Linked DNA regions of Homo sapiens: all the other regions are linked to region 1. Evidence: chromatin contacts called from ENCODE Hi-C or POLR2A ChIA-PET data. All regions are on one chromosome and are shown on one strand. Each heading gives the region's core, a stretch centred on a gene start or an enhancer-like site at or near the end of the contact. The rest is flanking DNA. Distances are from core to core; before and after follow the strand shown.

Region 1 (2,521 bases), core at 9-2,508:
GGGTTGGGAGGCGGCTCCTGCTCGCGGGCCGGGGCATGGCCGGCGATTTCAGCCACCACTTCCAGACCAGGCTGCTGGGTCCGGGGGGCCAGGAAGAGGCGCTTGAGGCGAGAGGAGTGGGGCAGCAGGAAGAGGGCCCCGAAGCACAGGGTGACCAGGCCCGAGAGGAAGAGGAGGAAGAGGAACTTCTGCGGCAGCCGCAGCCCCCACGGGGAGGCCGGGACGAAGCCGGGCACTTTCCTCATGAGCATCGTGGCCCGGCCGGTGGCTCCAGAAGCCCTCGGAGTCCAGGCACGTGTCTGCGGGGGCGCGGTGAGGGGAGGGCGTCCGGAGCGCCGCCCGGGATGGGGGTCCCTGGGCAGGGTTGCCAACCCTGAGAGTTTCGCCGCTTCGGGGGACTGTCCCCGAAGTTCAGGGAGTTTGGAGCGAGTCCTCCCGCGAGGAGGCGGGGGCGCAGCGGCCTCGGCGGGGCCCGGGCGAGCGGAGCGGCACGGCTTGGGGCCCGGGCCCGCAGCGACCGGCCGCGCGCCGCAGCCTCCCCTCCGGCCGAGCCCTCCCCGCCGCGCCGGGGCCCGCGCCTTCCCGCGCTGCGGCCGCCGGGACCGTCACATGCCGTCCGCGGCGTCCCGGCTGTCCGCGCCGAGGGGCGCCCGCAGGCCCGCACCAAGCCGCCCTCCGCCCCCTAGGCTCCCGCCCGCGCTGGTAGGCGCCCAAAGTTTCAGCTTCAGAAGCAGTTTCCGGAGGGGACCGAGGCGATGGGGGGCTGGCGTGTCAGCGCCGCCCCGAGCGCGCGCACACCCGGCCCGGTCGCGACAGCGCCCGGGCTCGACTATCGGGACACGTCCACAACTTTCTCCGCCGCGGAGAGGGCGCCGGGAGCTGGGAGCCGGAGTGGCCAGGGAGCAGGAGCAGGCACTTCCGAGCCTGCGGGGGCAGGGGGCTTCCCCCGGGCCCCAGACAGCGCAGGGATGCCTGGGTCCGGAGCCGCGGCTGGGCGGCTGCAGATGCGCCCGGGAGCGCGGGCTCCCGCCCCTCGAACTCGGCAGGGCGCGGGGCTCCCACTGGGATCACCTGTTCCCGGCCCCGCCGGCTCCGCGGAGCGCGCAGCCCTGGCCGCGCCTCCCCCGCTGCAGCTGTCTTCCTCGCAGCGGCCGCTCCAGACCGGCCGCTGCCGCCGAGCCTGCGCCCCACACGCGCGCACAGCCACCCGGCCGCCTCCACCGCCGTCCCCGCCGCCGCCGCCGCTCGGGCTTTCACTGCGACAGCGCCCGCCGCCCCGCCTCCTGCCGCCCGCCGGCCACGCCCGCCGGCCACGCCCACGCGCGCGCCCCGCGCCCCCTCCCGCCGCCGCCGCGCCGCAGCCGGCTGAGGGCCGCGCGTCCGGGGGCGGGGCAGAGGCCGAGCGCGGGCGGGAGCGCAGCCCGCTCCAAGCCCCGCCCTCCCCGAAGGGCAGGCGTCGCGCGCACCCCCCATCCAGCGGGCGCCAATGGTCCAGCGGCGCGGGGCAGGCGAGGGCGGGGGCGGAGAGCGCAACGAGGGCATTGGCTGCATCCGAGGGATCCCCGTTGGGCCACAGTCGTCCATTGGTTACTGCCCAGCCTTCGCTGGACCCCAAGCGACAGAGACCACCCCCCAGCCCGCCCGCGAGGCTCGGGTTGGTGGCCCCCGGAAGCGGGCCGGAGACGGTGTTGCTCTGGAGGGGTGTGCCCGTCGCTGGGTGACCTCTCTCGCCCCCGAGTGCCAGCCCGGGGTTGTCAGGGAGCTGGCAGCCCGCGCCCTGGCGGCTGCCCCGGGCTTCTCAGCGCTAACGCCGGGCTGCAGGGGTGCTGCTGGTGGCTGGAGCCAAGCCAGAGAGCTGTGACCGCGGCCGGGTCGGCGGAGGTGATGTTTCCACTGGCCCCCTCGCAGACCACTGGCGTGCCTTCCTTTTCCCACAACCCTAAACGGGGCCAGGGCTCCTGGGTGGAGCACGGAGGGAGGCTGACCGCAGCCTTGAGAAGCAGCGAAAGGAAGAGAGCCCCGGGCGTGTCTACAGAAGACCACACACATAATGTGACGGACGTCTACCTTGATGCCTACGTGTGTTTATATGCACATGTGTGCGTCTGGGCATAGATCTATATGCACACAGAGACTGGCATGTGGGTGTGTACATGCACTCAAACATACACTTAATTTGGGTATGGACACCCAAGTGATTATACCACAGTATGCATAGACATATATGTAAATTAGTACAAACATGGACATGTGCACCCGCATACCCACAGACACTCAGGCAACAGATAACCTCCAAAAACAGCCAGGCATCAACTCCCAGACACGCGTGTCCTCAACCCCAAGGCCCTCACATCTTCCTCCTTGGACTTAGTCTCTGCATCTTCCCTTCCTGTTAAACCTAACCCAGGGTGAAGCAACATTGTGCTGTGTGGGTCTTTCATGCAAAACACTTTATAGAGACAAATAACAGCAGAGGGAGAGACAAATTAAGAGGTTTGTAATAGGCAAGAGGGAAAATATC
Region 2 (2,521 bases), core at 9-2,508, 420 kb before region 1:
TGCCACTCAGCTGTGACTGGCTCTAGGGAGGACCTGAGTCATCCAGGGGCCCGCCGAGGTCAAGCTGGGGGGTGGGGGTGGAAGGCCTTGGAGAGGCCTAAGGGGACAGTATGTTCCTGCCAGTGAGACAGTCACGGGAGTTTCCAGAGCTGCCAGGCCATCAAAGCAGGAAAACACCTGACACCCTGGACCTGGGCTGGACCCACCACCCTCACCCTCTGGAGTCGCACGCGCTCCCAGGCGAGCCCTGAGCCCTGAGCCCCTCCCTCGAGCAGCTGCTGTAAGGGTATTTATAGCCTGGAGCGTGAGGGGGCAAGGACACGCGCTTTATTTCGGAAGTGATAATTCCAGCTCCAGGTGGGTGAACCCCGGAGGACCTAGTGTCCCCCCCCAACTCCATTCTCACCTATACCGCTCGGGACAGTCCCTGCTCGCGCCCAGCCCACCTAGAAACAGTCCCTTCTTGCTGAGTTCCAAGTGTGCAGGCGAAAGAGATGGGGCTGTTCTTCAGATTTCTCTTCCCAGCTTTCAGCCCCCGAGCTGCCCACAGCGCTCACCCTCCACATCCCGGCCGCCCTCTGGACATGCGGGTGAAGAGTGCGGCGCGACGCTGACCTCTAGTGGTCGGCCTTGGTAGTGCAGGGCAGACGGCCGAGGCTGAGCCGCGGGCCGTGCGGGGACAGGCCACTTGTTCCCATCCCGCTTTCCTCGCCCCACTCCTCGTTTACCCGCACCCCTCTGCTCCTTGGTTGAGGCTCAAGGATTGAGCCTGACAACCCAGGCGTCTTTGGGTAGTTGCCTTCCCGGGACTAGGAACCCTAGGAATGGGTGGCGGGGTGGGGCGGGGACAGTTCTGTCTCTCCGCTCACCCTGTCCCGCCGCCGCCCTCATAGGGCCAGGCACGCAGTTAATGTCTGCCATCCATCTATTCGTCAAATATTTGCGGCACACCTGCCTAGCCAGAGAGAAAAGGACACGACACGACCCGCCCCCCGGGGCTCGCAAGCCAGTCCTGGGGCCTGACCGTGCGGGAACCGCGGCAAACACTGGACTGCGAAAGCGCAAAGGAGACCGAACCCATTGGGGGCGGAGGGGGAGGAGGGCCAGGCAAGTCCCTGGAGGAGACAATGCTCTGAAAGACGAGCAGAAGTTAGCTGGGTGGAGAAGCGGAGAGCGGCGCTCCGGTCGCGGGGCTCAGCCTCCGCAGAGGCTCCGCGGCTGAGGGCGAGCAGGAGAAGGTAAGGCCACGCCCCCCTGTTGTGATTGGCCAACCGGGGTCCGACGTGTGGGCCCGCTGGCTGACATGATAGGTTCTCCGGTGTCCCAAGAGCGGAGCCCGCCGGCAGGCGCCGGGCCCCCTGGGAGCTGGGCTGCGACCTCTGCTGGGGTCTCCGCGGGTCGCCCCCCTAGGGCTTCTCCAGGCTGCGGTACTTCTTGCGCTGCACGGACACCGGGTCCTTAAACAGCACCGGGTCCAGACGCAGACGAGAGGACAGCAAGGGCATGTGGCCGAACGCTGCCGCTATCTGGTTGATGCAGTCGGGGGCTGGGGCAGGCGGCTTTGGCCTGGGCCCCGGGCCCCCAGGCGCCTAAGAGGGAAAGAAGCAATGCATTAACGGGCTTCTCTGCCCTTCCGAACTCCCCACGCCCGTGCAGCAAGAAAGACTGGAATTAGACAGTGAGAGGGAATCCTCTCCGGCATCCCCGCCCAATCCCTGCCAGTTCCGACCAATCCCCCTCAGCCCTCACCAGTGGAGCAGCCTCCTGGCGCTGCTTGCCATAGGGCACCTTGATAGGGGGCAGCTTGGTGACTGCTGCTACTATGAAATTCATCAGGACGTCCACACAGGTGGGTGCCTCATCTGCCAGGGTCCTCAGAGCCTTGGGCAGGGAGTGGGTGAAGAGAGTGTGGTAATACCTGGGCAAGAGGAAAAGACAGGGAGAGGCTGCAGCCAAATCCATCCCCAGGCCCCATTCTCCTCCCTCCTGACCTCACCTCTCCCTTTGACCCCCATCCCCAAGCCTCTGAGCCCTGGCTGCCTCAGAGAGCTCCCATCCCTGGCGTGAACAGCTCTCCATTGTGCTGTGCCCCGTGGCTTATCTGCAGTTAGTGGTGTGTTCCCTGCCCTCTCCCTCACAGCTCCTTGGGCCCCCCATCCTTGGGCTCTGAGCGCTGAACTCAGAGCCAGAATTAGATGGGTTTGGATCAGCTGGTTTCAAAGCCATCAAACATGGAAGCCCAAAGAACAGTTGTGGATGAACCAGGCTGATACCGCTCCGGGTGAGCTCACTTCACACGGCCCTCAGACAGGCCAGCCTCATCTCGCAGACATTAGGTAATTCTTCACTCTACTGAGAATTCCCTGCAGAGCTCCTGAGTAATCTATAAGAGGTTCCACGTTATGCATATTTGATTTAAACATGTTTAAGGAACCCCTCTAAAGAGGTCTTACAGAATTCAGTCTCTGCCCTAAGACCGGAGCACTTCAGGCAGCTTCTGGAAGGTCTGGGATGTTCCCCA
Region 3 (2,521 bases), core at 11-2,510, 380 kb after region 1:
AGACTCTGTCTCAAAACAAAAAAACAAAAAAAAATTACTTTTATTTTTTAATTTAGAGACTGATTCTTACTTTGTTGTCCAGGCTGGTCTTGAACTCCTGGGCTCAAGCAATCCTCCCGCCTCCGCCCCGCAATGTGCTGGGATTGCAGCCATGAACCACCACACCAGGCCAAGGGCAAGACCTGCTTCTTGGAGAAAGTGACAACACCTTAAGCTCTAAATGGAAAGAACTTTCCACTCATGGGAATGAATGGCACTGCAGGTTTTTCCTGCTTACTGCAGACAAAACCAATTCACTGAAAAGTGCTACTGCAGTATACAGTTGTATTAACCTGAGGCTGGCCTCAGGGAAGAAGGGTTACCACTCAAGTAAGTTTTCCTGAAGGGTCAGCTCAGAGGTTAGGGTATTTCATAGTTTGGTGTGGGCAGGGCACTAGGGAATGGATGCTGCTGATTGGTTGGAGATGCAATCACAGGGGTGTGGACTACACTCCTCAACAGCTGAGTCCGCCTCTTGGGGGAGGAGTGGGACAGAAGAAGCGGTTGGGTCATGGGTCACGAGTCTGGGTGGGGTCAGTTAGTTGCCAGAATGCGAAAGTCTGAAAAATGCCTCAAAAGACCAATCTTAGGTGCTACGATAACGTTATCTACAGGAATAATTGGGGAAGTTACACATCCGATGTCCTCCGAAACAATGGCTGGTTATCGTTTACTACATTTTAGCAGAATTCTCCCCTCATAATCCTAACCTCCCGGTCTTTCATTAGTTTTATAAAGGCAGTTTCAGCCCCCAAACAAGGAGGGGCCCTGTTTAAGGAAGGGACTATGATCATCCTTGCTTAAAAGTTAAACTATAAATTCTCCCATGGTTAGCTTGGTTTATGCCCAGGAATGAGCGAAGACAGCCGGCCTGCGAGGCTAGAAGCAAGATGGAGTGAGCCATGTTAGATTTCTCTCACTGTCTTTGCAAAGGCGGTTTCCAGGAACAGCGTGCAGAATAGGGGGCTATCAGGCTCCTTTTGGTCATTTCTTCCTAGCCGTCCGATTCTGAGCTCTTCCCAACCCTTTTCTTGGCGACTTACCTCCCGCTGTCCTGGCCCACGCTACTTTTCGCGGCTGCGCAAGACCCTACGCAATCCAAAATATTTCATAGCTAAAAGGGTCCCAACTTCCGGAGACCTCCCGGAAGGGGCGGGGCTTATGGTAGCCCATTCGTACGTATCGGCCCGTTTGTCTGAAGGTTGACGGAAGTGCTCTATCTTGTTGCCGGAAGTGGGAAGAGAGAAAGGTTGTGATGGCGGCTATAGCTGCATCCGAGGTGAGTTCCACCCACCGTACACCGGGGGTTTTGTTGGTGAGGGTTCCGGGGAGCGGCCTGGAGAGAGGTGGAGGCGAAGTCTAGTTTCGCTTCAGGGAGGCTCAGACACTGTGGGGTCAAGTCGGCGGTGGAGGCCCTAGGCCCAGCCTGTGGGGACCGGCGGGGACTCGGCCTGGGCAGTCCTGGGAGAAGCTGAGCCGGCTCTGCCTGAAGCCAGTTCTCCTTGTCGCAGGTGCTGGTGGACAGCGCGGAGGAGGGGTCCCTCGCTGCGGCGGCGGAGCTGGCCGCTCAGAAGCGCGAACAGAGACTGCGCAAATTCCGGGAGCTGCACCTGATGCGGGTGAGTAGTCTTGGAGGCCGGCTTAGATCCGTCATCTGGCCAAGCCTGTGCGCTTTTGTAGAGGGGACGAGGAAGCCACACCACTGCGTCTGACAGACCAACAGAGCAGGATCATCTGAGAGGAAAGCTCTGTTCGGTGGTACTCAACCCTGGCAGCACATTGGGATCATTCTGAGAACATTTGAAAATATAACTGTTCACTCCAGCCCCTCTCCCACCCACATCCAATTTAATGTATCTGGGTTAGGTTTGGGAGTCTCCATTACTAACAACCTCCCTGCTCCGTGATTCCAACAAATTCTTCATTTTACCTAGGGAAATATGTAGAGCTAGAGACAGGAAGAAACTTGTCTAGTGTCAGTAAGAGACCTGGTTCACTTTAAAAAATAATAATCTTCTGTCAGAATCTGTTTGAGTGAAAAGAAAATAATCATCTGTTTTTGGGACTTCTGGGGGAAAAGAATAAAAAGAAAATAAAAAAAATGGCAAACTTTTGAAAGTCTACAGTGTGGTAGTTCAGCCAGTTGATAGGGAATCTGATGTTTAAGTGCCCTGGAGGTGCAGAGGAGGAGAGAGGAATGCAGTTTGTGGGTCTCCAGGGGGTGCCTCATGTAGTAGGTGACACCTAAACTACTGTTTGAAAGCCAGACAACTAAAGGAGTTAGAGAAAGAGATATCCAAGCAAAGGGAACAAATTCAAAGAAAGAGAATTTGTATTAGGGATAAGAGTCCAGCAAATAGCTTGCTGCAGTTGGAGCAGAGAAAGAGAAAAGCAGCCCCTGTTTCACCATGGAGTGACCTGACAGCTAGGCCATGGTTTCACAAAATCCCAAAATCACTCTGACTGTTGTAGTGAGACAAAA

The links. Hi-C counts contacts between places; a loop is a spot of excess contacts on that map. ChIA-PET counts read pairs that join two places held with the same protein, here RNA polymerase II (POLR2A). Pooled maps may share reads with other maps.
Region 2: a pooled map shows a loop between it and region 1 (3-fold over the local background). The contact joins the enhancer-like site here to the promoter of MAN1C1 in region 1. A Hi-C loop is called at or near these places in 6 of 50 pooled maps.
Region 3: a pooled map shows a loop between it and region 1 (6-fold over the local background). The contact joins the promoter of SYF2 here to the promoter of MAN1C1 in region 1. A Hi-C loop is called at or near these places in 2 of 168 maps with a recorded cell type or tissue (B cell and ascending aorta), 8 of 37 single-sample maps with no recorded cell type and 12 of 50 pooled maps. POLR2A ChIA-PET finds 5 or more read pairs at or near these places in 6 of 52 experiments (CD4-positive, alpha-beta T cell, GM12878, HEK293T and 3 more).

What each region holds. Positions count from the first base shown.
Region 1 is chr1:25,615,528-25,618,048 of GRCh38, reverse strand. MAN1C1 (mannosidase alpha class 1C member 1) reads right to left here and starts at 1,258. Exons shown (of 12, transcript NM_020379.4): 1 at 1-1,258. The coding sequence starts at 251. RefSeq lists silencers at 1,033-1,322, 1,343-1,632 and an enhancer at 1,823-1,992.
Region 2 is chr1:26,034,233-26,036,753 of GRCh38, reverse strand. EXTL1 (exostosin like glycosyltransferase 1) reads right to left here. Exons shown (of 11, transcript NM_004455.3): 10 at 1,750-1,918; 11 at 290-1,589. The coding sequence ends at 1,407. Among named protein-coding and RNA genes, the nearest start is that of SLC30A2, 11 kb to the left of the region's middle. RefSeq lists enhancers at 441-540, 821-960, 971-1,060, 1,071-1,140, 1,639-2,369 and silencers at 1,173-1,336, 1,281-1,580. Within about 2 kb of position 1,258, at least 29 of the 41 ENCODE cell types and tissues checked have a DNase peak (open chromatin) inside an H3K27ac peak, as active enhancers do.
Region 3 is chr1:25,231,241-25,233,761 of GRCh38, reverse strand. It overlaps SYF2 (SYF2 pre-mRNA splicing factor), which reads left to right and starts at 1,260. Exons shown (of 7, transcript NM_015484.5): 1 at 1,260-1,318; 2 at 1,551-1,658. The coding sequence starts at 1,295. It overlaps LOC124903881 (a long non-coding RNA gene), which reads right to left and starts at 1,173. Exons shown (of 2, transcript XR_007065555.1): 1 at 1,083-1,173. RefSeq lists enhancers at 803-1,052, 237-1,150, 1,293-1,442.